Regions from separate parts of the Homo sapiens genome. Here region 1 is linked to region 2. A link is a loop called in an ENCODE intact Hi-C map of the cell type or tissue named here. Cell type or tissue: dorsolateral prefrontal cortex. All regions are shown on one strand. Links, peaks and the distances in the headings refer to the core of each region. The heading gives the core; the rest is flanking DNA. Region 1 has its middle 8.5 kb from the start of PRUNE2. Region 2 overlaps PRUNE2 (prune homolog 2 with BCH domain).

The links. Peaks named below come from ENCODE experiments on the same cell type or tissue, not always from the same donor. Only the 100,000 strongest peaks of a DNase experiment are listed, where the experiment ranks them.
Region 1: it touches region 2 in a loop (5-fold over the local background); 4 of 110 quality-filtered maps call a loop at or near these places.

What each region holds. Positions count from the first base shown.
Region 1 is chr9:76,906,434-76,922,755 of GRCh38, reverse strand. No RefSeq gene overlaps it. Among named protein-coding and RNA genes, the nearest start is that of PRUNE2, 8.5 kb to the right of the region's middle. In dorsolateral prefrontal cortex, for the core only: no CTCF peak of the experiment used is centred there; no DNase peak of the experiment used is centred there; H3K27ac peaks cover 106 bases.
Region 2 is chr9:76,853,768-76,870,089 of GRCh38, reverse strand. It overlaps PRUNE2 (prune homolog 2 with BCH domain), which reads left to right. Exons shown (of 19, transcript NM_015225.3): 2 at 15,882-15,986. Among named protein-coding and RNA genes, the nearest start is that of PRUNE2, 44 kb to the left of the region's middle. In dorsolateral prefrontal cortex, for the core only: no CTCF peak of the experiment used is centred there; no DNase peak of the experiment used is centred there; H3K27ac peaks cover 4,707 bases.

The DNA of each region.
Region 1 (16,322 bases), core at 6,177-14,176, 49 kb before region 2:
TATTTCATACTCAGCCAGGTCAGTATGGTCCATTAAGGGCAAGCAAATTTTGCAGGGATTTAGCATAATTATGCAATAATTCCAAGGAGTCTCTGCACTTTGGAAAATTGTTATTTATAAAAACCTTTTAACTAATTGTTTTGGCATACATTGTTGATCTGCAGGGAACTTGGTGACACACAGAGAGGGAAGGGGAGAGAGTGATTAGAATCTCCAGGAGTCCTTTATCTAATTTTCCATCATCATACCATATACTCCATTTAAGCCCACGGGTGGGGATCTTCCTGACCTTGTTGGTACTGCTACCCTGGTAGCTAGTAAACCACTCTTTTAATGTGGTTGTGTTGCTTCTGTTGCAGTGGAATAAAGATTTGGACCACTGAGTCATCTAGTTCTAAGAAGCTGTGATTCTATCAGAAATGATCAATGGGGGGAGTCAGCTGGCATAATGAAAATAGCATGAATTTGGGGGTTAAGGTCTCCAGAATTCTAAGTCCTGCTTTGCCACAGGGCTATGCATTTTCTGTCATTTTCTACTCCACAGCTTGATTGGCTTATCTAGCCAACTAGATTCCTGCTTCATTTTCCCTAATCACTCCTGGTAGATCTTTTCGCCAAGGATTTACAAAGGAGCTACTCAAGAAATTCCCATGTGAAAGAGTGATAGTCTTCTACTTGATAAAAGCATAGGAATAGCCCCTTTGCCTCTAGATAACTGAATGCTCTTAGACAAGCCTCAGTTTTCACATGAATAGAATGAGTACATGTGTGTTAGTCTATTCTGGCATTGTAATAAAGAACTACTGAGACTGGGTAATTGAAAAGAGGTTTAATTGGCTCACGGTTCCACAGGTGGTATAGGAAGCATAGCTGGAGAGGGCTCGGGTAACTTACAATCGTGGTGGAAGGTGAAGGGAAAGTTGGCACATCCTTCATGGCTGGACCAGGAGGATGTGTGTGTGGGGTGCTACACACTTTTAGATAACCAGATCTCATGAGAACTCACTCACTGTCATGAGAACAGCAAGGGGAAGTGTGCCCCCAAGAATCAATCAGGCCCCAACCCTGACGATTACAATTCGACATGAGATTTGGGTGGGGACGCAAATCCAAACCATATCAGTGTGTGTGTGTGCGCGCATGCGCGCGCACGTTTAGAGGCCGGGGGGAACTGCACTCAATGTGTGAGTCCTGAAGTTCAATGATTCTATGAAACCAATTCACCTGTATAGTAAATGTGGTGGAATCACACTAGTGCCTTCAATAGAAACTAAACTCCCTTAAAAGAAGCGTTTGAGTTAGCTTCCAGAGACTGCTATGTGAGAACATGATGTTAAGTTGTCATATGTATGCTATAATTTGATTCTCACTGGAAGAATGCAGCAGTGATGTAAGAGGCTGTTTGTGAAATTAGGCCATCAGGGAATGCTTGTGCCCCATGACTGTAAGGACTATAATTCTCTTACACACAGACATCAAATGTTATTGCAAAGCCATTGGAAAAATTCTAATTATTTTAAAGGCATATATAAAATATGTACCTTTTATTAAATAATATGAATATAAAGTAAGATCAAGTTCTGACTCTGAGCTGTCCATGCTGATGACCTACAGAGCATTGCCAGCTTTAGTCTCTGCATTGCCTTCTTTTCTTGTAAGTATCAATGGCAGTTGCCCACTCAATGTAAGTTGAAGGGTGCAGCTGAAATCACCACCGCATCCCCAAAATATCTTTTCCACCAATGCTTTTGAAACCAAAGGTTTGCCACTTGAGATGAAGAAATCCTTTTTCTAGGTTTTTACCTCTAGCACCCCCTTGTTAAGAATATTGCAATGTCAATTGGTCATTACTAAAGGCCAGAGATAGCCAATGCAATCACCAAGTGTATCAGCGTATCAATTTTTTTTTTTTTTGAGATGGAGTCTCGCTCTGTCGCTCAGGCTGGAGTGCAGTGGCGCCATCTCGGCTCACTGAAAGCTCCTCCTCCCAGGTTCACACCATTCTCCTGCCTCAGCCTCTCAAGTAGCTGGGATTACAGGCACCCACCACCACGCCAGTTAATTTTTTTTTGTATTTTTAGTAGAGACAGGGTTTCACCGTGTTAGCCAGGATGGTCTCGATCTTGTGATCTGTCTGCCTCGGCCTCCCAAAGTGCTGGGATTACAGGCGTGAGCCACTGCATCTGGCCTTTTTTTTTTTTTTTTGAGACTGAGTCTCACTCTGTTGCCCAAGCTAGAGTGCAGTGGCAGGTATGAGCTTGGCTCACTGCAAGCAACCTCTGCCTCCCAGATTCAAGTGATTTTCGTGCCTCAGCCTCCCTAGTAGCTGAGATTACAGGCACCAGCCACAACACCTAATTTTTGTAGTTTTAGTACAGACGGGTTTTCACCATGTTGACCAGGCTGGTCTTGAACTCCCGACCTCAAGTGATCCACGCACCTTGGACTTCCAAAGTGCTGGGATTACAGGTGTGACCCACTATGGCCAACTAGTTTTCTGGGTCTTCTGTAAAAAAAAATTACCATGAACTTGGAGGCTTCAAACAATTTAAAAAATGCTGTTATAGTTTTGGAGGCCAGAAGTCCAAAACTAAGGTGTCAACAGGGTTGGTTCCTTGTGGATGCTCTGAGGGCAATCCATTCCTTGCCTATCTCCTAGCTTCCAATGGCTGCTGCCAATCCTCAGTGTTGCTTGGCTTGTAGACGTATTGATTCAGTCTCTGTCTCCATCTTCACATCTCATTTTCCTCTCTATCCCCGTGTCTCCAGTTTCTTTCTGCCTTGCTCTTATGACTCCTGGCATTAGATTAAAGGTCCACCCCAAATCTAGGATAAACTCATCTCGAGATTTTTACATCTGCAAAGATGTAAAAGAATTCTTTGCGAAGAAGCAAAGAATTATATCTGCAAAGATCTTTTTCAAAATAAGTTTACATTCACAGGTTCCAAAGGTGAGGACATGGACATATCTTTTTTTTTTTTTTTTGTCAGGGTCCAGGGGCACTGTTCAATCCACTGTAGCATGGGAAGCCCTGATAAAAAGAGACACAGGACAAGTAAGTACTGAACGGAAGGGATGGTAAAAAGAGAGATTTGAAAGGTAGGATGAGAACACTAGGCTGGAATTGGGGGATGGGTTGGAGATTGAAGGATAAATTCTTTCTTTCTTTTTTTTTTTTTTTTTGTTTGTTTTGTTTTAGTTTTTTGAAACAGGGTCTCACTCTCTCACCCAGGCAGGAGTGCAATGGCGTGATCTCAGCTCACTGCAACCTCTGCCTTGTAGATTCAAGCAATTCTCGTGCCTCAGCTTCCCAAGTAGCTGGGATTACAGGCATGTGCCACCATGCCCAGCTCATTTTTTTGTATTTTTAGAAGAGATGGGGTTTCACCATCTTGAGGTCAGGTTTCAAACTCCTGACCTCAAAGTGATCTGCCTGCTTTGGCCTCCCAAAGTGCTGGGACTATAGGCATGAGCCACCACACCTGGCCTGGAGAAATTATTTCCATTTTACTGATGAGCATTCTAAAAGGGAAATTGATAATCTTGAAGAACTTTGCCTGGGGGGTTCTCCTTGCAAGGGATTCTTTGGCCTGAGAAATCACTGGCCCTTATGCTGTTGGTGCCATAAGAGAATCTGGGAATGTGACTAGGACCGAACCATTTTGTGCGTGTTTTTTTGGCTGTTTATTCACTTGTCTATTCATCCATCCATTCAGTAAACATTTATTGAGCACTTTCTTTGTTCCTGGAACATAGAAGGCTACCTCCTTCTCAGGTGCCTTGTTGGGATGTTCTGTCCCTGTTTGTATCCAGCGTTGGGCTGGCAGTTTAGTGGAGTTGCACATGGTCAAGTCAGCCACTAAGATTACAATCAAGTAGAGTCAAAATTGCCTTAGAAAACTTCTGAAAACATCTATAAAGTACACCTAAATGGGTTTCTCCAATCTGAATACGGGGTTCAGACACAATAAACAATCGCAGGATGGAGATAATTGAGGAACACGATGAAGCACATCCTAGGATGATAATTGGTTTTGTCTTCTAACATTATTTTAATTCTTCTTTTCTTCCCTTTGCCGCACTTACAGAATTAAAGTTGTGAAAATTATATACGTACTTCACGTGATTCTAGTCTACTGCCACACAAGGCTCTGGTGGAGATGTAGCAACTGGAATCTTTCAAAACCGTGTGAGCCAGAGGCAGCCATAGGGATATTATGGTTGCTTGTTTATTCAGAAGTCACTGTTGTGTGGTTGAAAGAGACATGGGCTACTCCTCTCTGCTTGAAACAGAAAATTCCGTGAGAGACTCACGCAACCTACAAGAGGCTGGGTTGCCTCATGGTTCATCTCAATGATGTCCTCATAAAGGAAACTCCAGTCAGGTAGCCCTCAAAGCATTGAAAACAATGTAATTTTTCCTGAAATCTCATGAAGCTGCACCGAAGAGGAAACCCATACATAGCATATTTTCTTAAAATTCCGTCTCACATTTCTTTTTTAATATTTCACACATCACAGATGGCAGTTACCTAAAATTCCCACTTTTTATCCCTTAACATTTTGCAAATCCTCCCCAAATTTTTTGCACTCTGGCTCTTCTTTCTCCCTGTCCTCTGGTTTTCCTGATCTCAATTTTATCCCCTTTTACATGTAAATCAGTCTAGATGGCTGTAGTATTTTTTCATTTTCTTGACCACTGTTTCCTTCTTATGAGATCCATAAAGCGCAAAGCAAATCTACACCGAAAACTCTGGAATTAACCAGGATTTGAATTGAGCAGTTTGATTTTGCTACTTAGTAACAATGTGATTTTGGGTAAATTTCTTAAACTCTCTGATTCTCTCTCTTTTTTTCTAATTTGTAAAATAAAGCCAATAATACCAAATTGGTAGAGATGGTTTGAGGATTAAGTGAAACAATATATTTTCAGATTCCTATCACAATGCTGGCCATATTAGGCGGTTTAAAAAAATGCTGGTCGTTTTCTTTTTCTTTTCTTTGTAGAAAGATCTCCTTGTAGAGACAAATCACAATCAAAGACTTTTTGGTTAATGTGGAACGAGATCATGTGAATTAGAGCACATGGCGCTCTAAAGGCTCCATGCTAAGAATAACTGACAGATCCATGCTACGGCAAAAATTGTTTTGCAATGGGAACTACGGCTAGGGGTCTGCCTCCCATCAAGGATTTATTTATGGAGGAATTCCCAAAATACAGGAAGAATGTTCAAATAGTAGCAGCCAGGAAATTTCCAACATCTGCTACACTGGGTCACTCTGAATTGGTCTTTTTGGCTTCTTTCTGTAATTTCCATTTTGGGAAATCAGGAGTTGTGACTCACAGTGGTAAATCTTCACACAGTTGAAATATGCCTTATTAGCACAATCTATTTTAGTATTATTAATGCCATAGTATAAATATGTACAGCATTAGAAGTAGTCAATTAGTGGAGGCTGATTTTTATTTTACTTCTATGTTGGCTTTACTTTCAAAATATATGTTATGTTATTATTGTTTTCCTTTTCTTCATTTTCATTGCTACCTTTCTTGGTCCAAGCCATCACTATCTCTTAGGTAGGTGATGAGATAGAGCACTAAGAGGTCTGGGACTCTTCCGCCCCTACACAGCAGCCTTGCCCTCCACATGGCAGCTGGAGTGATCTTTATAAAACCACACATGAGAACATGTTCCTCCTCTGATGGCTTCACACCACATCTGGAATAAAACCCTAACATCCTACCCTGACCGAGTGGGCCCTATGAGTTCCCCTTGCCTCTCTGAGCACATCTACTCCCCCGCTCATGCTGGGTCGGCCTTCTATCCGTACCTTTGACCATGTATTCCCTCTGCTTTGATCTCTTCCCATCTATTCTTACAGGGCTGGCTTCTTCTTGCCATTCAGGTCTCAATATCTCCTCAGACAGACTCCTAGCCCCTTAATCTAACGTAGACCTGCTTCTACTCCAATCATTATCGTTCTGCTTTATCTTTGTAGTGTGTGCTACTCTCTGACATTTTGAATTATTTGTTTTCTTGCTTATTGTCTGTGTAGGGGAGAAAAGATTTCTTTCCTCACTCATTGTAAAGTTCATGGCCAACAACCCTATGACAAAAGAGTAATAAGCAAAAAGCTTGCAAATGCATTTCATGTAAATCTTACATGACATGTGAGCCTTCAGAAGCAAAGCCCCAAAGACCCAGGGAAAACTGTATTTTTATGGACAGCCATACAGAAGTATAATTGAAGGACAAAAGGGTCTGATCCAAAGGTAACAAACTGGGAGAAATGTAGTAAGACCTGTTTGTTCAGTTTCTTCTGTGTGGGCACCTGCCACATGAGTGTCTTCAGGGGAGAAGGAACAGAAGAGGTCGGAGAGTGACGATCCTGGGTTTTATGGTCTGCTTCAGGGGAGGAAAGCCTGAGAGAAGGTCAGAGACGCCTTCCTACTTCTGCTGTTTTTTCAGTTTCCAAGGTGTCAGTCATATTTTGGGGTATCACACCTGAAGCCTCTGCGAGACCACAGGTCTGTGTGCCTGTCCAGTGTCTGGGACATAACAGGAGCTTAAAAAGCATTCTCTCCACACGGGGATTTACCGTAGACATGTTTGTGAAAACCAAACAAATCCTTAATTCCTCTCCCCCTGCAAGGTGTCCTTCCTCCATTTAGAGCTGCCCTTTTCCAGAGTTCCCAGGGTCTCTGGGTCATTACCAGGTTCCCTTATCACAAAGAGAAAGAGTGGAAGTTTCCTATGTTTTCTCTCCTCAACCTCCAGTCAGTTTTCTCCATTCCAGGCTGCCTTTGCTGTGTGCAAAGCTCAATTGTCTGCCTCAATTTTAATAATTCAGTGTTGAATGGGCACATTTGCATATGCAAATATTTGAAGAATTGAAATGGCAATTAACAGATGTATATTTGGGATTAATTTAAAATATTTTTTGTCTTTTCCTGTTTACTTTCATGGTCCAGCAGTAATTCTGATCTTAGTGACTTGCTGTGATTCCTCCATCCAATGTGTTTCCAGGTCTACTCTAGCCAGAGTCAGATTTCTAAAAGATGCTGTGCTGTCTTTGAATACGATTGAAAAATCACCATTTTAACCCCTTTATAGAACCTAATAAAGCATTTCAGAAGTACCTGCATTTCTTTTTATTTCTACCTGGTTGATGAGCCTCTCTCTTTCAAGGCTTCAGCTAGAGGAGAATTGATCAACACGTGTTATTATAATTATTTGAGGACCTACCATGGAAAGGGCACTGTGCTGGAAGCAGCTGGGGGAATATAGAGAGGAGTAAGACCAAAGCCCTGTCCTCTGGAGCCTTATGGTTCCACAGGAAGGAGAAGATGTGAAGACTCGTTACCTGAAGTTGACATTTGGTGGATGACACAGCATTCAACACAAAACATTTGCCATCCCCCAAAAAGCTGCCAACTGTTACTGGATGGCTTTGGTGATTTCCATGACATTTTTCCAAAATACAATGACTTTCCTCTTGTGGTTTTTGTACATCAACAAATCTTTTCAACTAACAACTACTGGGAAAAGTGAATCTATAGAAGTTTATTATTAAATAAACTAACATGAAAATGAGGCTGTTATAGCAGTATTGGAGTGGTAATAGTCCAGCCCTTCCCCAACTGCTGACTCCATATTTTAAAACCGTTTTTAGGATTTTTTTTCCCCTTCATTCACAGAAAGGAAGGTGACAGGGTGAAGGAGGTGGGGGTGGGGTGCGGGGGGCACATAGTAGAAGGAATCTGGAATCCAGAAGAGGTAGTATCGGTTTCTAACAACTTTCTGAGCTAAGTCTAGTGGAATATTAATGTGAATGAATCCTTGACAGAAACAGAAGAAATTGGGTGGCAGCATTTCCCAAGAGTGATGAATTGCAGGTGGTGTCTCCAGGGAGTAGGTCAATGAGAGTATGACGGAGATGTTTGCTGGGAAGCAGGTCCTTTGCTTTGCTGCCCAGTTTAAAGAAAATACAGCAAAGAAGCAAATGCTGTAGGTGGACACTGCGGCTCTGCGTTAATGGATTTGGATTTCCTTCTTCCTTTTCCTCTGGAACTTCAGTGGTTTTATAATGCAGAGATTTAGAGAAGGAAAATGCAGAGCAAATAATTTTTGCCCTCATTGAAATCGACAGTTTGTTGGACATTTTTAAATATCCAGTTTTTTATTTTACTGCTTTCTACACAATATTATTGAAAATACATTACATACTGAATTCAGTTTTTTCTAAGTGAAATATTGCCACTATATAAGAAGAGAGATCAATGGCCTTTGTTAGACAACAATTGAACAGCATCCTTTAGCCTGAAATTTGAGTCTTTCTTTCTTTCTTTTTTTTTTTTTTTTTGGTTCCAGGCTTCCTGTCATGAATAGAAAATTTCTCTGAGGACATTAGGATTTGATACCTAAGAAAACACATACCTCTAACAAATCTTGCTAATTTTTCTCTTTCCAGGCTTGTTATTTACATGTCTACATGTCTTAATTACTGACCTTTGAGTTGAAGTTCCTTAAAATACTTGATTACTTTTTTTTACAGGTGGATATTTTTATGCCATCTTAACATAATCCCTCTGTTCTACACAAACATCTAATGCTACAAAGATATTCAAAGACTTTTTAACAAAAATAAGACAATTTCTCTTGTACACTTTCATGTTTCTTGTGGATCTAAGAATTGTATGATTCCATTTTGTAATCATAGAATGTTAAGGTTGGAAACATCCACTCAAGCCTTCTGTTTCTCCTAGGACCCTAAGACCTGGAGATGCTAAAATCACTATCCAAAGGACTAACATCACTATCCAAAGGACTAAAACTCAAGCATTTAACCATCAGAACATAATAGTGTTCCACTTTTTGGGAAGGGGTGAGGTTCAAGAATGATGAGGGGAGAGATGAGGACGGGGGCTGGGTAAAGGAGAACCTGATGGGAAAGAAGCAATGATTTAGCTGAGCCATCATTGATGACAGGAGCTTTTAATGATGTGTGCTGATCAAGCTTCTGGGACATTTACCTCTTTCTTGCTGGTGATTTCTCTGACTCATCTGCAAACATCAGGTATGAGGTCTATGTGGCCAAGTAGGTGAAGGGGTGAAGAGGTAGGTGAAGGGGTGACCAGCTCATTCTTAACTGTGGCAGAGCAATTGAAAGTGCCATGTGGTGAGTACTCATTTCTTCTCCAGTCTCCACATTTGCTTTTTTGGGTGAGCAGCTGGGTAGCCCATGCCAGTGGACAGGCAGTGATGTGCAGTCGCTTAGTACCTGGGCTCTGGACCTGGTCACCTGCTTTGGCTACTTACTACCTGAGTAATTTTGTGAAAATTGCATCTTTGTACCTCAGTTTGCACATCTTTAAAATGAGGATAATAGTACCTGATTTATACATTTGTTATGAGGACTAAATGCTATTAATACACATAAAAAATTAAAGTGATATTTCATGCAAAGAAACTCTTCATAAACATTAGCCTTTTTGATGAAAAAGGCCTGAACTTTGGAATACAGAGTCTAGATTTCAATCTTCAGGCATGTCAGTAAACAATTTTGGGCCTGTTTCTTCAGCTCTAGAATAGGTTGGTTGCAGTTCCCATTGTTCTGGCCTTACAGCATTATTGCAAGGATGAGAGATCATGTTGGTCGACTCTCAGGGTGTGGAAATTATTAACATTCTACTTTCCTTGCCAAATACTTCCTCAGTGGAAATGCAGGATGGGATCATGAGTTAAAGTTTATACTGTAACTGAGAGAGCCAGCGTTGTTTTGAAGGTACTTGAGATACCTTTCTGCAGGAAGAGCGTGTATAAAACTGAAGCCACCTGAATGTATAGTGTGAGAGGAAGCTGGGACTTTAAGGCCCTATCTACATCTTTCCACAGGCAACAGACCTGAAAGTGGCAGCCACTGCCTTATTATTCTGATGACTCACAGAGCCGGAGTACTTCCTCTCTCCTCCACTGTCCTTTCAAATTAAATTCATTGCTCTTCAAGATGTCTGTGGTTCCCAGAAATGACGCAAGTTGTATGTACCCCGTTCAAAGCCTGAGCATTTGACTCTCAGGACATTCTCCCAAGTGGTCTGGGCCCTGCCACTTGCTAATACAGCTCTGACAATCTCAATCACTCCTCTTTTTCCTTTCTTTACAGAAACTCAGAGAAGACAATGGCTATATGGACTCCTTTTAAAAAAAGTCTTGCAAAGCTTACCTTAAAAAATTTGGATATTCTTGCTAAACCACAAAATAAAAAAAATAGTTAATTCCTCTTAATATTATTTGCTAACATGGATAGTATCTGACCACCCACAGGACAAAAAAACAGACATTTAACAGTTGCTTACAGGCTAAATGAGAGGCCCTAGTTAATGCACATTAGTCCTGTTTCTATCTCTTGTCCTTGAAATAAGCTTAAAATGCTTTTAAATTTAGTTCAAGTGTGAGATGCAGTTTCTTGAACCTCTTGTGTCACATGAAACAATTTAAAAGCAGCGAACATAACCCATCTGCACCAAGGAGAATCTACCTGTGAGAGGTGTTGTTGGTCAGTGAGGAAGCTAGCTTGGAAATGTGCCCAAATAGTGAATCAGCAGCTGCCATCCCAGCTACATTTCATTTTTAAAAGGATAGCATATGTCAGGTATTTTTTTTTTTTTTTTTTTGCCAACCAAGCTGATTTCTTCAGTATTCTGTTTTCCCTTGTTAACATTTCCCAGTATTTGTAGGGATGTTAGCATTTGATTCTTTAATGACAATCATGTAAAGTAACTAGGGCAGGTATTTATCTTCTATTTCATAGATAAGGAGATTAATAATAAATAACTTGCCCAAAAGTACACAGCAAGGTCTCATATCCAGATTTTCTGATACCATGCTGTGAGCACCAGGGAAGCTGGTTAAGATAAGGAAATCTTCAGATACCCCTGTGGTGGCACTGACAGTAATAGGTGTGCCATGAGATGGATGAAGAGCTACAGTGCTCCTGTGAGAGTCTACAGAGGAAAGATCTAGTGCCCCATGGGGGTAAGGAATGGTAATTTGGGGATACAACCCCTAAGCAAGTTATATTTCACTAGTGAGTAGTACAGGTAGATGTGTTATTGCTGAGAAACATCTGCAGTGCCTTTCTCTGAAACAGGCCTCTTATCATATGAAGCCCAGGTTGCAAAGGAATATAACCTTGGGAGATATTACTTGGTGTAGAATAGACACAAGTTATAATTAAATCATGTCACATTTTTAGTGACTGCTGTTCCATCCACAATTGACCTGGAGATTTTCCTCTTGTTGGGTTCTCTTCATGGATTTTCTTTCTTCCACTTACAGCTATTGCATGAAGTTTCTCCTCTCCTTAACAGACTCTTGGGAATCAGAATAACGGCAGCAACTGGCCAAGAATTGGGCACTTTGCATATATTGTTGCATTTGGGCTTCATGACAGTCCTAAGAGGGAGTATTATCTATTCATCTATTTTATAGATGAAGACCTTGAAGCTTAGAAAGGATAACTTGCCCTAACTTTCTGAGCTGGTAACTGGCCAGATGCTCTGCCTATCTATTGCTGCAGAACAAATCCCAGAAAGTTAATGGCTTATAATAGCAATCATTTTATTATATCCCACAGTTTAATGGGCCAGGAATTTGGGCAGGGCTTAGCAGACACAGCTTAGCTCTGTTCCATGTGGCATCAGCTGGCTTGACTGGGCTGGAGAATCTATTTCCAAGATGGCTCACCACGCGGCTGGCAGCTGGGCTGTTACCCAGAGTTCATAGCTCCTCTCTGTGTGAACCTCTCTATATGGCTGCTTGGGCTTCCTCATAGCATGATGGATAGGTTCCAAGAGCATGTATTCCAAAAGACAAGAGGTCGAGGCTACCAATCACTTAAGAACTTGGTCCCAGAAACTGGCATGATGTCATTTCTGTAATATTTTATTGCTTGGGAAGTCAGAGTTCTCCTAGATTCAAGAAGTAACATAGACCCTGCCTCTCACTGGGAGAAGTATCAAGGAATTTTCAGCCATGATTAATCTACCACACAGAGCAAAGATGAGCATACGGGTCTTAGTTACCACAACATATTGCATCTCAACTAGTATCACACCAGATGCATTTCTCAATCACTGCATTTATCTATTTGGTAGTGACTAGCCTGTGAGCTCCTTGAGGGCAGGGATCATGTCTTATGCATCTTAGGGTAAACAAAATCCTATAAGAGCATAGTCTATGCTTCATAAATGCTCAAGGAAGGAATGAAAGAGAGCTGAGTTCCAGTCCTGGCCTCTGCTTCAAAGTAGCTCTGTTAGTCTGAGCAGGATGCTGAACTACTCCAGGCCTTGGTCCCATCTCAGTAATATGAGGAGATGGCATCATCAGAGGATCCCTTAAGTCTCTTTCTTTTTTTTTCCCCTAGCACTACCATTGTGTTAGTCCGCTCAGGCTGCTATAACAAAATATTTTAAATTGAGCAGCTTAAACAACAGACATTTATTTCTCACAGTTCTAGAGGCTGGGAAGTCCAAGATCCAGGTGCTGGCCAATTTGGTTCCTGATGAGGACACTTCCCTGCCTTGCAGATGGCCATGTTTCTCCTGTGTCCTCACATGGTGGGAAGGAAGAGGTGGGGGGAGGGAGAGAGAGAGACACTAATCCCATCATGAGCGCTCCACCCTCACCACCTCATCTAAACTTAATGACACCCAAAGGCCCACCTCCTGATACCAGCACATTGGGGGTTAAGGTGTCAACACAGGAATTTTGGGGGGACACAGGCATTTAATCCATAATAACCACTTTACTAATCTACTCAAGATAATGATTTCAAAAATAAAGAGAGTTCGGATACAGGTCTCAAATGAGGGGAGTCCAGGAATCAAGAAATCTGAGAGAGAGTAAAGCAAAGAGTAGAGGAAATGGGATTGTTCTGCCAACAAGGACAAGGGACTCTAGAGAGAAGAGGGTGAAATGAGGTTCAGATACAAATACATAAATTACGATCGTAGTGCTTGGAATAGAAAGAAAGGAAGTTGAAGGAGGCTTTTTTAAAGTTTGAACACTTTGGACTGGGGACTATTTGGCCACAGTGGGTGGCAGAGTGTAGTAAATCAAAGGGAACTCCAGGTTTTGTACCTGAGTGACTGAGGAATGCGAATTCATCTAACATCAGCAGTAGTTCCCAACCCTGACTACACGGAGAATTACCTGGAGAGCTTTGAAAAAATATTGATGCCTGGGCCCCTCTCAAGATCGCTCAATTCAGAATTTCTGTTCTGAATTGTTCTGTTTTAATGTTCCAGAGATGGAGCTTGGAACATTAGTTTGTTTTTTTGGAGGCTCCCAGGTGATTCCACTGTGCAGCCAGGGTTGACAATATCTTACCTAGAGTTAAAGTCACTAGATTTCTGGCTGCTATGGAATCATAAAAATTGGAGGATCAAATGCCGATAGCTACCAAATAACATCATGTATGGTTTGTGGTGTATGCAGAAAAATGACCTCCCAAAGATGTCTACAACCTAATCCTTAGAACCTATGAGTATGTTAGGTTACATGGCAAAGGGAATTAAGTTTTCAGATGAAATTAAGGTTGCTAATGAACTGACCTTGAAATGGGGGAGATTATCCTGGATTAACCAAATAGGCCCAATGTAAACACAAGGGCCCCTAAAAAGTGGAAAAGGAGGTTAGAAGAACAGTCAGAGAAATGAAATGTTGCTGGCTTTGAAGATGGAGTAAGTCTGGGCGCGGCAGCTCATGCCTGTAATCCTAGCACTTTGAGAGGCCGAGGCGGGCAGATCACTTGAGGTCTGGAGTTCCAGACCAGCCTGGCCAACATGGTGAAACCTGTCTCTACTAAAAATACAAAAATTAGCTGGGCATGGTGGTGCGCATCTGTAATCCCAGCTACTCGAGAGGCTGAGGCAGGAGAATAGCTTGAACCCGGGAGGCAGGGGTTGCAGTGAACCCAGGTTGTGCCATTCCACTCCAGCCTGGGGTACTAGAGGGAAACTCCATCTCGAAAAAAAAGAAAGAAAGAAAGAAAGAAAAAAACAGATGGAGGAAGATGCCACAAGTCAAAAAACATGGGCAGCTTCTAGTCGATTGTCCCCTAGAGCCTCTAAAAAAGAATGTAGCTCTGTTGATACCTTGCTTGCCCAATGAGACCTGTGTAGGACTTTTGACCTACATAACTGTAAGGTAATACATTTATGTTGTTTCAAGCCACTGAATTTGTGAGATTCTGTTAAAACAGCCCCAGGAAGCTAATATAGGTGGTCAGCTTAGGAAGGTTTCATAGAAAATGTTAATTTTGATAAACTTTTGAAGGGACATTATTGGTGGAGAAAAAGATGGGGAGATTGATGTTGGAATTTGAGTCCATCAGAATTTTTTTTTAACATTTCAAGGATGTGTGATACCTACCTAGAATATTTATAAGCCAAAGCTAGAGGAATAAAACAGTATTATGTAATTGGTGCTAAATTCCCCAGTGAAGTCAGAGGCAAGGCATTCTCTAGAATTTTTCTCAGTAATGTTACTTGAATTGTGTGCAACTTCACAGATTTAAAGGCTGACAAAATACTTGCTTTACCTGGTTGGTTTTAAATTACTTAAGTCAGTACAGAAAGCAGACAGAATCTCCAGCTTCCACAAAGCCCACCCCTGAATGTCACCTGGAGCTTAATATTCTTATCACTCTCCTTTAATCAGATCTGTGGACCCTGCTGATTTGTTTTCATTGGATCCTTCTGAATAAAAAATAATTGGATCATGAGACACACATATACACACAGAGACAGACAAGAAAACAGACACACATTGAGACAGGAGAAATAGAGCAAAAAAAAAAAAAACCCTTCCATATGTACCTTTTTTCATTAAAACATATTTATTGAGGACCTGTATATGACATGAACATACATCATGTTAGGGTTCCATCAGTGAATGAGACAGGCAAGGTCCCTGTCTTTACAGAGCTCACAGCCTGGTGGAGGACATAGACAAATAATTATGCAATTTATAGCAGAGTGGAAAATGTAAGTTGCTATGAGGGAATACAGAAGGGGCAACCAACTCAGTCTGGGGATGGGAAGGGAAAAGTGTGTTGGGGAGGCTTTCTGGAGAAAGAGAACTTCTACGCCACTCACTGTCAAAGTGTGGTTTTTGGATCAGCAGCATCGGCAAACCCTGGGAGATTGTATACATGGACATTCTCAGGCCCATTAAGCCACACCTATTAGGGCTAAAATTCTAAGGATGGGGCACGGAAATCTGTGTTTCATCAAGCCCTCTAAGTGATTTAGATACATGTAAAGTTCATCGAGAATCAGAGCATCACACCTGAACTGCACATTAGAATCACTTGGGTCACTTTCCACAGAAATGCTGTGGCCCCATGCCCAGAGATATTAATTTAATTGGACTGGGATAAAGCCCTGGTATCAGTACTTTCTCAAGTCTCAGGTGATTACGATGTGATTTTACTGTGCAGTCAGGGTTGAGGCTACTTCTGTAGAACAGCTGAGGCTGGGGGCTAGGACAAGGGCTGGAAGGATCTTACAGGTGGTGTGCAAAAGCCCAGAGGTCAGAGAAAGCCTGATGTAGTGTGTTTGGGGACCGGACAAGGCTACATACAACAAAACCCCATGATTTAAAATAAGGTTTGTAGATATAAGTTCATTTGTTCATTGTAGTACTTCTTAAACTTTAACAAGCATAGAAATCATCTGAGGGTCTCATAGAAACACACAGATTCTGATTTGGTAAGTAGGAGCAGGGGACTGAGGTTCTGCATTTCTATAAGATCAGCGATGCTGATGTTGCCGGTCTGCAGACTGCACCTCACCTTAGCAAGGTTCTATTGCCCCAGCTTTCCCTGAGGGTACATGTCAGTGGATGGGAACTGCAGAAGGATGTATCTATGCATTAGTCCCAGGGCTGACATAAGGGCACCTAGTTGGGGTGAACTGTGGATGCCCATTGTTGTGTGGACATGTTTTCATGGTAGGGAGGAAAGACGCAGCCTCGCCCAACCTCCTAGCCTGCTCTTCTGATTATTATCCATCAAGGTCGTACTGCTTTTAGCTCAGCAGTAACTCCCCTCTTTCTCTCCTCGTCCCTCCCACGCCAATCTAGCTGAGTGCCTCCCCCGGCCAGGCCAGCCGACCAGATCATTAAGTGACCGCCGGAGTGCTCCGTAACGCGCCAGCCAGCCAGTGAGGCGCTGGGCGAGGCGGGGGCTCTCCTGGGACCCGTCTCCCTCTTCCCACCTTCCCCCGCTGACCGCGGCGGTGCCTGCGGCAGAGCCT
Region 2 (16,322 bases), core at 2,770-10,769:
TCCAATAAAAAAGTAAAGCAACAAAATATTCTTCTACTATAACAGCATTCTTTTTAATGTGGCTGACTTATTTAGAACATCAAGATAGAAAACATTTCTGTATTAAAGGTCCCTTCCATAATCTATTTAGTTAATGATCTCCCTTAAAATTACAAAAATAAAATTCAAATTGATAATATCAAAAAATTTTCCAATTGAGGGGCTCTGGAGACCCAAGTCAGTTCTCCTCATAGAAGAGAGAAGACAAAAGGAAAATGTTTGAGCAGCTGAAAAATAGGTTATTTACTACTTAGAATCATAAAACCGTATTTTCCCAAGGTGGGAAGCCTCTGATGCTTAGAATACTTTAAACTTTCCTTTGGGAGAGCTTGTTCTTAATAGAGCATGATACTCAGTTTATATCAACATGTTTATGCTTTTAAAATATCAGTGAAATAATATGGAATTTATATATGCGTGCATTTCTATATCTTGCTGCATCTGCATTTACTTTCTATTGCACTGTTCTCTGCTATAAAATGTGTATTTTAATAAACATTTTTTGAATATCTACTGTGCACCAGATACTGTTTAGTTTTAAAAGGGTTTTCTATTTTGCAAAATATTTTGAAAGAGAGAGAGAGAGAAAGAGAGAACGATCCTGAGAGGTCACCTGGAAGGTGAGAGTTCTTCTGTCACTGAAAAACACACAGTGTAATAAATAATGGCATCATTAAAAACTGTCGTCTTTGCAAAGTACAGTAATTGCTCTGCAGATCCCTCGCACATTTCCCTGTGAACCTGCATACCTGCACCGTACTGGAAACAATCTTCTCCTCCCTCCCACTTCCAGTCGCTTATCTATTCATTACTGCCATGTCTGAGTGGGTTTCAGACATGCCAGGTGTGTGGTGTCACTGGCCTGACGTCCATTCCAAATGCAGACATTTACACTCGTGAGTATTAAAGCAATAGATCTTCCTTATGACAACAAAAAGCTGACTGCAGAAAAGCAAAGCTTCTGGGAAAAGTCTTCGAGCGCGTCTTGGCTTGTTCATAGGGGGAGAAGACCTGACTAATTAGCTCCAGCCCTTCTAATCCGAAGGAGCAGAAATAATTAAAGTATCTGGGGCAAGCTGTGCCGCACAGCAGCAGGCTACAGAAGGGGCGACGCGGTAAGAGGACGTGATCTTAACACAGGCTCACAAAAGAAAGTTCTGGGAACTTAGTGTACAGCGGCAGAAGCCTTTCCTTCCCCCCCGCCCCCCCCCCCACCCCCCAAGGATCTGTTAAAGTAAAATTATTTATGAATCACAATTTTTTTCAATAAAATGAAAATACTTTAATCTAGAATAGAAGGGAAATTCCTACCAAAAATTAGGGCTGCTTAATTATTAAGATACTAGTCTTCAGGGCAAATTTGAGAAGTCGTAACAATTTTTTCTGATTGCTATTGCATATTGACGCTAGGTGAGTTGGCTGTTGCCCTGGGCAGAAGTCCTTTGTCTTAGAGACACTGCTGTGAATGATCATGTACATGTGATTGTGTAAATATTAGGGGAGAGGGGAGGGTTCTATCCTACAGAATTCCCTAATGGCTGTTAACTAACTTCCGTGGTCCTCCCGTATGCACCTTGTCCAGGGGATTGCTAGGGATGGTGGGCACAGTAAACCAGCTCAGGCCTGAGTGTATGTGTGGACACCTGCAAGGCAGCCTCATGGCACATGTCTGTGCAAAGATGAACAGTTTGTTTTTCAGAAGGTTCTGTATTCTAAGTGGAGGGCTTGGAAACGTGTTTGGAAGAGTGGAAAAAGACAGGTGGAAGAGTTTCGAATGGTATCATAGCTTTGTTATTTTGGATGTTTTTCTCCATTTTTGATATAAGTTACTATAAATGTCCTATGCCACCATTTACTGCCTGTCATGTATGTACTGAGTCATATGAGGTTTTTTCTTGATGTATTGTCAGGAAACAGTTAATAAAGAAATCTCGTCTACACCCACCTCGCATATAGAGTGGGTTTCTTTTTCCTGTCTACGGGAAAAAGGAATGACATGAAAAGCAGGAAGCACCCCTGAGTGCTCTAGTGAATTAAGATTGGAACCAGAATTTGGGGCTATTTCTCCACATCTTATTGTTTTTGTCTTAATTTGTAGCCAGGATAAATATTTAGATACATGTACACAAGAGCCTAGGAATAACATTAGGCTGTCAAGATTAAGAGAAAAAAGCAAAACCGGCCGGGCGCAGTGGCTCACACCTGTAATCCCAGCACTTTGGAAGGCCGAGGTGGGCGGATCACAAGGTCAGGAGTTCGAGACCAACCTGACCAACATGGTGAAACCCTGTCTCTACTAAAAATACACAAAAAAATTGGCCGGGCATGGTGGCACGCGCCTGTAATCCCAGCTACTCAGAAGGCTGAGGCAGGAGAATCACTTGAACCCAGGAGGTGGAGGTTGCAGTGAGCCGAGATTGTGCCACCGCGCTCCAGCCTTAGGGACAGAGTGAGACTCCGTCTCAACAACAACAACAACAACAAAAGAGCAAAACTGCAAAAAGCAAAGCAAGGTGAGGGCTCTCAGTCCTTACTTTTCCTCCAGTCATTTTTTCTGATACTGAATCAACCTGACAGCTCTTGGAAGTATTGCTGATGTAGCCTTAAATTCTAGCTCCACTGAGAACAATTTCCTTGTTCAGTTATATCACAGGAGATGGTGTTTGAATCATGTCAGCGTGGTGTGTGATCGTTTTGCGTGGTCTGATGCGGTTCGTTTTTTCTTTGTTGGGTACCCATGGTGTCATAAACACACTGTTGTTCTCCCCTACCCTCTCCGCATAAGATAAAAGATAAAAAAGAAAGCCATGAACAGCATGAAACACCTGCTGGCGGGGGCGGGGGCGGGGGGTTGATGGTGTTGTGGGAGAGGACAGAGCAGTTGGTGGGGGAGGAGAAAGGTGCGTGGGATGGCAGACAACCCATTCCCTTGTTTTTGCTACTCTAATCTCAGCCTAGGCTATAGCTGCCCAGGAACTCAGAATTTGGGCTTCTTATTTATTGCTTTGATTCACTCTTTCAGCAAATATTTGGTTGACTAATACCAGGCACAAGTCTGAGTGCTGATTCACCTCCACAGATTGAAACCGAAGACATGACCCGTTGTCAAGAATGTGCACACAGGGGCCTGGGCTGTTCACAGCACCGGGCGGAAAGGGCATTCCCTCCCTCCTCCCTCCCTTCTGACCATCCGCTCCCTCTCTCCCTCTTAACTTCCTCCCTACTTCCCTCCCTCTCTTCCTCTTCCTTCCATTCTCTCTCGCTCTTTCTCTCGCTCTCTTTTCTTTCCCTTCCTCCTTTCTTACCCACTTCCTTCCTTCCTCTCCTCCCTTCCTCCTTCCTTTCCTTTCTTTCTTCCTTCCTTCCTTCCTTTTTTGTACTTAAGTTTTCAAACATACGTCAGCAGAGAGGCCAAAGAGAACTCCACGTGCCCATCTCCCAGCTTCAAAAATTGCCAGCGTTTTGCAAAAAGGGCTAAAGTTGAATACTTAACAACCCTTGGGGAAGGCAGGCGTATGTCTTGTTGTCATTCTACTTATGAATAGGCAGTAGGAAGTTATTTGAACTTTACAAAATATTTCCCACATTTTGTCAACCGAATGAGACACTATAATAACTACAAAATATCGCAAAAAACACTATATGAAGTTTTGGAATTTGTTAGAAATCACTGTATGTAAAATCAGTGCCTAAGGGCAAAACCCTTGTACCTCTGATTATTAATATAATGGATATAGTTTTTGTCTTGAAATCATTTAAACTTGAATTTCAGAGTGACTTTATGCTAGACATGCATTGATCATGCAAGTGTTGGGGACAGAGCTAAGAAACACCTGGTAGCTAATTAGAATTATGCCCTTCTAATTTGGTGGTTTCTGTATCTATGTTAGGCCCCAGGATTGGGCCTGCTGGATGTGCATGTACTAATAGCAAGTCATGTTTTGGTAGAGTTCAATAGTGTACCTGTACACACTGCTTGAGATATTTAAAAATGAAATTATTGCAACTGCTATATCTTCAGAATAATAGATGAATTAGAATGTGGTAGCAACTCAGAAGTCAAGAATCTTGTCTTGAGAGAAAAGAGGAAAATATGTGATGACTTAATACTCATAAAATCCATTACTTTATAAAATCATTTTAATTCAGTTTTGGAACTTTAGATCATGAAGTGGGCATAATGCACATGTCATAATGCTCTGGTGTGTGTGTGTGTGTGTGTGTGTGTGTGTGTGTGTGTGTGTAGGGAGAGAGAGGGAGAAAGAAGGGAGAGAAATGAGAGCCTGTTAAGGTTGAGACAGGAATGATTATTTGCAGCCTATAGTATAACTTTTGACTTTTGTGCTATTAACAAGGTTTTATCCCATGATACTGTTATTTCATAAGAACATGACAAAGACATTACAAGAAAGTTAAAAATTATCTTCTGCCCAACTATTATATCCGATATTATCATTTTCACTGACAAAAATTGATTGGAGCATCTCCTGTGTGCAGCACGCTGCCTTAGGAAGTCTTGGGGACACAAAGGCCTGAGGATCTCAGTTGGCTGAGCTGTAAAAACCAGTCTCCAACCCTTGTTCATTGTACAGTGAGATTAGTAATAGTCTTTTGAATACTTTATCTTAATGCATACATTTATTTCTGAATTCTACTGTGTATTACTGTACTAGAATATAAGGAACATTGTAATACATTTTTTATTATTTATTTTTACTTTTGTAGCGGCAGGGTCTCACTATGTTGCCCAGGCTGGTCTCGAACTCCTGACCTCAAGCAGTCCTCCTGCCTCAGCCTTTCACAGTGTTGGGATTACTGGCATGAGCCACCATTTCTGGCTGTAAAACATATTTTAAAAAACAGAAAATGTAAAAGGATGACATAAATAGGCATTTGCATTGTTTCTTCTCTAACACTGAGGTGCACTACCTCATTTTGGAAATCACTGAAGGGTTTCAACTGGGTGAATCCTGAGGCCTCTGCTAACACTGAACTTCAGCAAATCTAAATAACATAACAGCAATTCTCTGAAACTGTGCTTGATCTAGAGCAACTCAAGCAGTGCTTCTCAAAAAACAATTGCAGATATATTCTGCAGTTGACAGGGACCACATGGTCCTTGAGAGCTTATCGTGGGTCCTCTTTAAGGCAATTGTTCCCAGACCTGGCTGCTCATGACAATCAGTCATAATATTTCTATCCATCTGATGAGCCAAAATAAAGAAGACATTTTATTGTTGGTCTAATTTGCATTTCCATGACTACTAATGAGACTGAATATCTTTTCATATATTCATTTCTTATTCTCTTAATTGCCCCGATCACATCCACTGCTGATGATTCCATTGGGTTGTTTGTCTTTTTAAAAATCAATATATAGGAACCCTTTGTGTGTCAGAAATATTGCCCTTTTAATGGCAAAATGGTACAACTATTATGCAAATATTATCATCCCCTCTGTTATTTGCCTTTTATCATTCTTTTTGGTGCTATTGTCCTACCAAAATGTTCTTACTTTTAAAGACATTTGATAATGAACTGTTTGACACCTTAGATTTTTATTTATTTGTTTATTTATTTATATTTATTTATTTATGTATTTCTTTAGGATCCAGGGAATACATATGCAGGTTTGTTACATGGGTGTATTAGGTGCTGCTGAGGTTTAGGATACAGATGGTCCTGTCACCCAGGTAGTGAGCATAGTACCCAATAGGTAGTTTTTCAGCCTACACCCTCCTTCCTGCTACCCCCTCTGGTAGGCCCCAGTGTCTGTTGTTCCCACATTTACATCCATGTAGAGTCAATGTTTAGCTCCCACTTATAAGTGAGAACACACAGTACTTGGTTTTCTGTTCCTGTGTTAATTTGCTTAGGATAATGTCCTCCATCCAGCTCCATACATTTTGCTGCAAAGGACTTGATTTTGTTCTGTTTTATGTCTGTGTAGCATTCCATGGTGTGTTTGTACCATATTTTCTTTATCCAATCCACGTTTGATGGGCACCTAGATTGATTCCATGCCTTTGCTGTTGGGAATAGCGCTGTGATTAACATATAAGTGCATGTGTCTTTGTGGTAGAATGATTTCTTTTCTTTTGGGTGTATATCTAGTAATGGGATTGTTGGTTGAATGGTAGTTCTGTTTAAAGTTCTTTGAGAAATCTCCAAGCTGCTTTCCGCAGTGGCTGAACTAATTTACATTCCCACCAACAGTGACAGTTTAGATTTAATTTTAAGTTGCATTATCATTTTGACATGAGGCAAAGCAGAGGAGCAAATGCAGTCCAGTCAAGAGCTAGGGAACCTAGGCTGCTCTTAGCTCAGTCTGAAGTGTATTGTTGCAACATTTTCAGGAAGCAAAGTAGGTAGATTGGGGAAAATATTGTACAGAGTGTGCTGCTGTTGTTTAGTACTCAAATGATAATGTCATATTAAATAATGCATGCTTATTGCATACTTAATGCAACTTTATTGAACAAGTTGTTCCATAATGCCCAAGGCCAGAAAACAAAATAGTTTTTTATTGATGTTACCAGAGTTGAATATGTTAACAATATTTTAGCAGTTTAATCATCAATGAGAATAGGATAAACATCCTGAAAGATACACAGAGAAAAATTCACAAATAATATGTTTATATGAAGACAGTAATGTTTTTGTGTCCATATATAAAAGTGATCTAAAGCACTCATAATCATAATAAACATGCATTATACAACATTACCGATCAACATGATAATGTTCAAATACACAAGGTTTGAAAACTAGGTATTTTTATGGATGGGAAGGTAAATTTCTATAACTTTCTGGTGAACATTAAAATATATTCTTTGACCCAGAAATTTAAGATCCAGGAATTTATCCTGAAGAGATAACTAGGGATAGATACAAAAATTATCTTCTGAAGTATTCACTGCAGTTTTATTTATACCACAAAAAATAAATAATTATAAATTTAATCTCTAACAATAGAGGATTGACTAAAGTATGAAGATCCGTATTAAGAAATACTATATCTGTTAAATGTTATCATCATTCACTCATTCATACATTCACTTTTTCAATAGTTATTGAACACTTACTGTGTGCAAAGCAGTAGGCTGGCAGCTGGAGTTACAAAAGCAAACAGAAGTCATCTATGGCCACAACAAGATTTAATTTTAGAAGTTGAAAAGAATGCTTAGAGGGCTGTTAATTTTGAAAAGAGAAGTTAAAAAATATTATGTGTAATAGGGTCACACTATTGCAAAAGAGAACACTCATAGAAGTACAGAGAGAAGATGAGAAGGAATACATTTAATATAGTAATTAACTGGGAATTAGGTTTTTTTTTGTGAGTTTCTACAAATGTTTTATAATGAACATATTTTATGAAGTCATTAAGATATAAACCTTAGGTGACGTGAGTGTAGGGTGCTATGTGTGTGTAGCGGGGGCATTCTTTCTCATTTGGGCTTTAAAACTCTTGGACTGCCTTTGATGTTTATCATTTAGTAGAAGAAGCTCTTCTAGCTTTTCCTAAGGCTCAGTTGTTTCTTAGATGGTTTTGCATGACTCCAACCTGGAGGCCTGAGCACAGTAAAAGGACACAGGACGCCACAAGGTCAGAGGATACAAGGAAAGGATTTGTGACCTAGACATATGTTCATAGGAGGCTAAATGAAAAAGACTGCAGCTCTCTCTTTTTTCTTTTTTCTGCCTCCTGGGTTCAAGCGATTCTCCTGTCTCAGCCTCCCAAGTAGCTGGGATTACAGGCATGTGCCAACCATGCCTGGCTAATTTTGTATTTTTAGTAGAGATGGGGTTTCACCATGTTGGTCAGGCTGGTCTCGAACTCCTGACCTCAGGTGATCTGCCTGCCTCGGCCTCCCAAAGTGCCGGGATTACAGGCGTGAGCCACCGTGCCTGGCCAAGACTGCAGTTCTTGAGGCTGAAAAAGGAAAGGTGAAGAGATTATAAAGATCTGTGAAACCATGGAGGTCAAACTCCTAGAATAGGGCACCTGTTTCAGCTAGAAGGAACCAGTGGGTAATAAAAGCATGCATCTCCCCACAACAGTGGGATGACTGGAAAATGAAAACATCTCAGGAGGCTATGCAGGACAATTCCCTTAGGAGCCCTTCAGGGAAGTTAAAGATTTGCGGGGCTCATCCCTAACTTTTTGTGATGGAAGAAAAATAATGGTGCTGCTTCCAAAACTGTCCTTTGAAGCCATCGTCAGAGCGAGGATCCTGAACAAAAATACAAAAAAAAAAAAAAAATGCTGTAAATAAAATAATACTTCTTGGCCACATCGTTTTTATGATCCAGAAGATATAAACTATATCCAGAAGTATATAAATGATATTTGAGGTCACTCGATTTGAGAAAACTTTGTTTTCAAGATGGGCAGCAAACAGGCTAAGGAAGAATGGATTAAGCTGAGAAGTTAAAAAAGTGGATTAGTTGATGTCCAGTGCTCCAGGCTTCAAGAAGCCTGACCGGGGGGAACTGAGGCTTTGGGTTTAGGTTTTGCCTCCCCCATCGCCTACCCACAATGGCCTCTTACATATGAGAACACAGAAGAAGGCCCAAATGCACACGGCCTGAACAGTTTATAGCTGAATTTGTTCACACTGATGCCTGTCTCCTCTCTTTCTCGAATAACAGATTTTAAATTTCTCATAATTACATCATTACCTGGAGAACATTTGAGACCCGGAGGGAGAGAATGGTGTTGGAAACAAAGAACAAAGAGAAATTCAGGAGGAGGTCAGGAGTTCTCAAAATCATCTCAAACCCAGGGCCAGTATCAAGAGGCATCTCGTTTATTTACCAAACCAGCAAAGAATGTGACTTTATCCCTGCACAGCAGAGCTGCAGAGGGGGTGTTTGCCTCGCCTCTGGACATCTCCAGGCCTCCCTGTGGCCCCTGCTGCTCACTTGGCCATGGTACCATCTGCTGCCCCTCCCACCTGGCTTCCTTGGAGGCTGTGACTGGGTTTGAGTTAGGGACCTGTAGGGTTGTGAGCAGCACGTTAGGTCTCCTCCTTCCCATCCTTGGAAGTCTTCTTACTTAGAATCGTGGCAGCCACAGGTGTTTGGGGTCTCCTGGGGAGGGGCTGGGCCCTTTCCGCATCACCCTGCAGCCAGTCTTCTGGGAGGAAGACACCCTGGTTGACTTGGAGCTAGTAAGTAGTCAAGGGACTCACTGGTTCAAAGGCCACCTTCTTTCTGGTTTTCTTTGGAGACACCATCCTACAGTTTCAGGAGGTTTATTTCTCTCTTGTTTCTTCATTTTTTTGGTTAGAAATGAGGGACCAAGAAATGTGCCCCCACTTTAGTGTGTGTGGAAAGTGAATCTCCAACTTCTGTGGGTTTTGTCTGAAATATTTTTAAAACAAAATTCGTTTCAATTAATTATTTTTGAAAAAAGTGTTCCAAAAATTTTCAGAAAAAAGATTTGGGGATATTTGAGCATGAGTATTGAAAAGTCATCTTATAACTGTATTGCAAGGGCTCCTTGTGAAACCACCGTTGCAGAAATGATAACAGTAACGGAAATCTGCCAACTGACTCCATCTTGCTTCTACCAGGCTGAACTGCTTTTGCTCATACTTGTTTTAAGGCAGTAAGTCATTTCCTTGAACTAATCCCCTCCTTGTTAAAAAATGGAAACTGTACTTGTAAATACTAACAAAAATTCACAAGGTTAGAGTTACGGGAAGGGCTTGAACTTTGCTAAGGAATAGACATACTGCTGTTGTTTTCGTATTAATTGCTTACTGCCTCAGCAATTAAGGGAGTCACAAGATCGATAACTTCCCCAACTACTCCTACAGATAACATCACTATTGTAAAACCTAAGTAACTGGTCTTTGAGATATGTTTCAGATTTGGCATTTTGGCAGGCTGAGAAACACCCCCTGGTCCTGAGACTCCCTCCCGGAAACTGACTCAGCTATGCAAAGACAGTTTAGACACCCCTGTGAGTTCATCCCCAGCCAATCAATTGTTTCAGCTTTCCAGCCCCTGCCCACTAAAGTACCCTGAAAAACCCTGGCTTCAGGCCGGGCGTGGTGGCTCATGCTTGTAATCCCAGTACTTTGGGAGGCCTAGGCAGGTGGATTGCCTGAGGTAAGGAGTTTGAGACCAGCCTGGCCAACATGGTGAAACCCCATCTCTACTAAAAAGAAAAATTAGCTGGGCATGGTGGCGGGCACTTGTAATCCCAGCTACTTGGGAAACTGAGGCAGGAGAATTGCTTGAACCCGGGAGGTTGCAGTGAGCCGAAATCATGCCATTGCACTCCAGCCTAGGCAACAAGAGTGAAACTCTGTCTCAAAACAAACAAACAAACAAACAAACAAACAAACAAACAAGCACCCTAGCCTCTGAATTCTTGGGGAAGCAGATTTGAGAACTACCTCCTGACCTCCCACTTGGCTGGCCCTGTGATGATTAAACTCTTTCATGGCTGATATATTTGCTATTCTCGGTGCATTGGTTTTTCTGGGCAGTGGGCAAGAAGAATCCATAGGATTGGGACATTTTATTAAAAGGTTTATGGCAGCAGCAACCTTGCTTCTAAGCCTGTGGAGGAAGGAAAGAGCAAATGGAGGGGCCTAGGCTTATAGGAGGGCCCAGGAAGCCCTCTTTCTGGTCAATTCTTCTGGGTGGCTTGAAAGTGCTTTTGCCTAACAAGTGCAGCTTCATTTAATGGGCCATTGAATCTGAATATGTAGGCATTTTGTAGGCTTTTAAAAAGAGATAAGAAGTTAAGAAGTCTCATTTTAGCGGTATATAGGATTACACTTTGAAAGCATATTAAAGTGATTTGGAATCCTGGCATAGTCAATATACTTTCTTTTTTACATTGATTATGAAAAGATTCTGTCCATCTATTTTGGAAGTGTATCTAGATGACAAAGCAGTGTAGTATCTCTTTCAATCCATTATCATATTCCATTTTGTATTGGGTTTGGGGAGCACTGGGTTTAGGCATTCGCAAAGGGTTGCCTGTCTTTTGAGATTCCTTGATGCTTGGTGTGCTTGTGTAGGTTGATATTAGGGAATGGATATTTACTCAGCAGACTGGGTCCCTCCAACCTAGGAGTTTACAGAGTCACATTTGGAAAATGTATACATTAGGCAATAATTATTTGCTGAACATGCTGGGCCTGCTCTCACCTCAGGGCCTTGGTACCTGTTCTTTCCTTAGCCTGAGACACCCTTTAGTCCCACTTACCTAACCTACAGACCTTTACTCAAATGCCACTTTCTTTTTTTTTCTTTCTTTTTTTTTTTTTTAATTATACCTTAAGTTCTGGGATACATGTGCAGAACATGCAGGTTTGTTACATAGGTATACACGTGCCATGGTGGTTTGCTGCATCCATCAACCTGTCATCTACATTAGGTATTTCTCCTAATGCTATCCCTTCCCTTGCTTTCGACCCCTTGACAGGCCCCAGTGTGTGATGTTGCCCTCCCTGTGTCTATGTGTTCTCATTGCTCAACTCCCACTTATGAGTGAGAACATGCAGTGTCTGGTTTTCTGTTCCTGTATTAGTTTGCTGAGAATGATGGTTTCCAGCTTCATCCATGTCCCTGCAAAGAACATGAACTCATCCTTTTTTATGGCTGCATAGTATTCCATGGTGTATATGTGCCACATTTTCTTTACCCAGTTGATCATTGATGGGCATCAAATGCCACTTTCTAATGAACCTCACCTCAGCATATCCCATCCCCGTTTTATGATTTCATCTTCTCCATTTAAATTATCTGATTATTTGGTTCATCAGTTCACCATGCACTAAATTGCAAGTGCAGTGAGGGATGGGATTTTTGTCCATTTGGTTTATTGCTATATCCTTAGAGCCTAGAACAGTGCCTGGCACAAGCAGATTTTTATTGTTGGGGTGACAATAGTAAATCAAATTGATGAAACTGTACATTTATCATTATTATTGTCCCTTTTATTTGGGCATGATTTGTCTGTTTGTGAATCATCCATAGCACAATTTGAACTGTATCAAGGGACATCAGTATTAAGATTGGGCACCTGAGAGTCTCTGAATATGTGGATATGTGAGATAGGAAGGGGCCTACAGACCTTCAGTGAGCAGTGCAGACGATCTTTGGGGTCAGGAGTCTCTTTTGGGTTCCGTGAACTAGTTGCAGCCCCTATAGATGGGCCCATTCCCTCAGGGTGCACCAGAACCGTGGGGACCTCCCATTACCTGCCCCAGACACCTGAAATCAGTCCTCAGAATTTTCTGCCTTGGCTTGACCCCTGTGTTTGCTCTGTTTGCACAACCAAGGTCATTTGTGGGGGGAAGCTCAAGAGTGGGCCCTGTATTCTCTGGTTCTTAATTCCAATTTGAAGAGATTGAGCTCACGTACAGGGTGAGTCTACATGACTAATTTTATGTTTTATTCCTCCAAGCAGGCAGGAGTTTGAGCATGGTTACCCTTTGCTGCCCTGCAATTCTATCTTATCAGTGGTTACTGGTAGGAATTGGGCACTTAGGAACATCTGAGATATTCTGAGGCCAAGCCTATCTCTTTCAGGGCTTACTGGTGGCACAAAAGGTACCTTCTGGTTGGGCTGTCCCTTTCTGTCTGGTCCACCATTCTAAGCTGGGTCATCTTTTTTTTTTCCAGTCATCTTTTTGGATTATGGCATGATTTCTGGAGGGTCTCTTTACAATGAGAGCATATTACATTGGTGACACGTTAACTCAGGAGTACTCATTGGCATATATTCTTCATTGGAGTTGCTGGTGGAGGAGCAGTGGGTCCTTGAGAGCCTGGGCACCAAGATGGTACATTTTGATGGATGGGGGTGGAGGGGGAAAGAGAGTGCTGAAGCCTGGAAACTGTATATGCGCTGGGGATGGCAAATATGGGTAAATGGCATTGGAAGAGGCCATGACCATGAAGGAACTTGATGCATAGGATGAAGGAAAGTGAGGAGAGAAATGAGAGACCATGAAAAAAGAGACATGTTGGCCAGGCGCGGTGGCTCACGCCTGTAATCCCAGTACTTTGGGAGGCAAAGGCGGGTGGATTACCTGAGGTCAGGAGTTTGAGACCAGCCTGGCCAACATGGTGAAACTCCGTCTCTACTAAAAATACAAAAATTAGCTGGATGTGGTAGCGGGCACCTGTAATCCCAGCTACTCAGAAGGCTGAGGAAGGAGAATCGCTTGAACCTGGGAGGCGGAGGTTGCAGTGAGCCAAGATCACGCCATTACACTCCAGCCTGGGTGACAGAGCGAGACTCCATCTTGGAAAAAAAAAAAGAAAAAGAAAAGAGAGGCATATGACACCAAGGAGAACCCTCAAAATTTTGCAGTGGGGTATGCTATGGTCCTTACCCGTTATACCTTTTTCTCTTTAAATGGAAAGAGATATGTCAGCAAGGAAAGATTAATTCATTTACATTCAATCCATGTAAATTAACCTTATAATTATCTTACAGGGTTCCTGAGTTGTGAGAGTTCGTGTAGCATGCTTTGGGGTTGCAGTCTTCATTTAGCACCTTTTCTTCCTTAAGTATAATTGGTTTTGGGCTTGGTAATGAATCGGCACACAAATCTTGCTACACTCCCCATGTCTTCTTTCCTGTAAGTTGAGGGTGGAACACAAAGCTATGTCAGGGAATGATCAAGCCTAGACAAGAAGCAAATAGGTCAGCTTTGGGGGTAATTTTGATCTCACAAATGTCTGAAGTCTTGCTGTATTTCATTCTCTCTTCTCCCTGAATTCCGTGCTCACTTGTGTGGACGCTGAGATCCTCATAGTGTTGAGAAGTCATTATGGCATTAATACAGGGCAGAGGAGATGGGGCTCACTGCACTGTGCTGTGGGATTCTGGGAACCACCCTGGTCCATCACAGACTCCTCTGACCTATAAAAAGTGCTGCTAATCTTCTTACTGTCTGCCTTATAAGATTTGGGAAGAGAAATGAGGTAATGTCTACTTAGATCTTTGAGCTTCTCGGAAGAATAGCATTCTGCAGTAATATGATTTCCTAATGTGTTTGTTTGTGTTGTAATAGACTGTAATTCCATTTACCTACCTTTCTTTAGGAGCTTCTAGAATATTTGACTGTGTTGCACAGGGGAAGCAGTCTGACATTGAGAGTGAGAACTGGACCTAGACTAGAACCCTTAAAGCACATTTAGCCAAGTGAGCCAACTATAAATTTATGAGTGTAGGGGAAGGAAACTGGGAGAGGAAGAAATGGAAGCTAGATTTGGTAGTGACAAGGGAGGGGATTGTAATTATCTTCAGAGAGTTTATATCATACTTTTAAATCATGCTGTTTTGCCAAGGATCAATATCTCAATTTTGAAAAAAAATTTATTTTAATTTAGCAATGTTACATATTGGATTATATCTGCAAAATTGATACTGCTTTCATTGTCTATAATGATAGACTAACCTAGCCCCCTCCAAGATTTGGTTTGTTATATTTATTGAGCCACAACCTATTGCGTTTGACTCTGATACCAGCAGTTCCATATAAACACTGACAAATTTTTAGATTCATTTGTAAAATATGTAGTAGATAACTAAATAATACTTCATCTTTGTTCTGCATATAAACACTTTTTTTTTTAATTAAAATAGTCATGAGCAATCTAACCTTTTATATAGCCTTTGGAACAGTATTACAACTAAGTTGGCTTTCTAGGTAGTTCTAAAATGAGAAGTTAAAACAAGTGATGAAAAGTGGGGAAAGTATGTACATATGTCATCTCTGACATACCGTAAAGTTGTTAATTTATATGACAATTATCTGTATTGGATAGTTTTGCTATGACATTTACTAGAAGCAGTTGGTTCTTTGGAAGTTGCAAAAGAATGTCAGCCTTCCACAAAGGAATTTTCAAATAACTATTTAGTTAACCAGAAAATGAAATAGCAAGTCTTCTCTTCCAGAGGGGTGACTATATATATATATATATATATTTTTTTTTTTTTTTTTTTGAGATGGAGTCTTGCTCTGTGGCCAGGCTGGAGTGCAGTGGTGCAATCTCGGCTCACTGCAACCTCCGCCTCCTGGGTTTAAGTGATTCCTCTACCTCAGCCTCCTGAATAGCTGGAACTACAGGCACGTGCCACCACACCTGGCTAATTTTTTTTTATTTTTTAGTAGACATGGGGTTTCACCATATTGGCCAAGATGATCTCGATCTCCTGACCTCATGATCCACCTGCCTCAGCCTCCTAAAGTGCTGGGATTACAGGCGTGAGCCACCACGCCCGGCTGACTATATACACCTTTTAAGAACAATTAATTTTTATTTTCTGACAGACAAAAGTGTTACAAGTTTCATTTACTAAATTATAGAATAGAATACAGAGAGAACCTATCTTGTTACCCAAAATGTGACATAAAAAAATAAATCCTTACCAAACTCTGTGTCTGTTTGCTTATGTTGCATGCCAGACACATATGAAAAAAGTCATTTTGTTTGTTTCTTAAATTAAGAACATCTTATATAAAGAAATGATATAGAATACTATGCCCCTTAGAACAAAATGATACTTACTAAAAAAATTACGACTCAGAGATACAGTTCATATGAAGTTAAATTATGTGTAATCTTAATAAAACCACATTTTCTCTTCCAGAAAGTTTACTAGAGTTTGAGTGAATATTTCAGAGTGTTAAACACTTTGTACAATTTTTATGTTCTCATGTAAAACTTCATGATAAATTTATGATTCTCTGCCATTGTGTATCAATATGGATAAGGCATACTTTTTTAAAATATTAAAAATATGTTTATATTAATCTGTCACCTGTTAAATTGTGATGTTTCCTTTGAATTTGTTTCAGAATCGAAGCAAACGCTTGGAGAAGGTCCATGTGGTTATTGGGCCTAAATCGTGTGACTTGGATTCTCTCATTTCTACCTTCACATATGCTTACTTTCTAGACAAGGTGAGGGAAAAAAGGGTAATACTCCTTATATTTTGAATTATTATGTAACTTTTAAGAATAAACATTTTCTCTAAACAAAGGAACCTATTAACTTAATTTTTAATGTTCTGATATATTGTTGCAGAGTATAAAGTATTATCATCCATGAATCAACAAATATTTATTGGGCACCTACTATATGTTAGGCATTGTTCTAGCTATTTCTTACCAACTCTCCTTATAAAACATTATTTCAATAAGGTCAATGTTTTCAAATAAAACATTTAAAGTGTTCATAATAGTTGATTAATTTTATGGAAATTCATAGAACTAATAAAAGTAAGAATCAGATTTCTT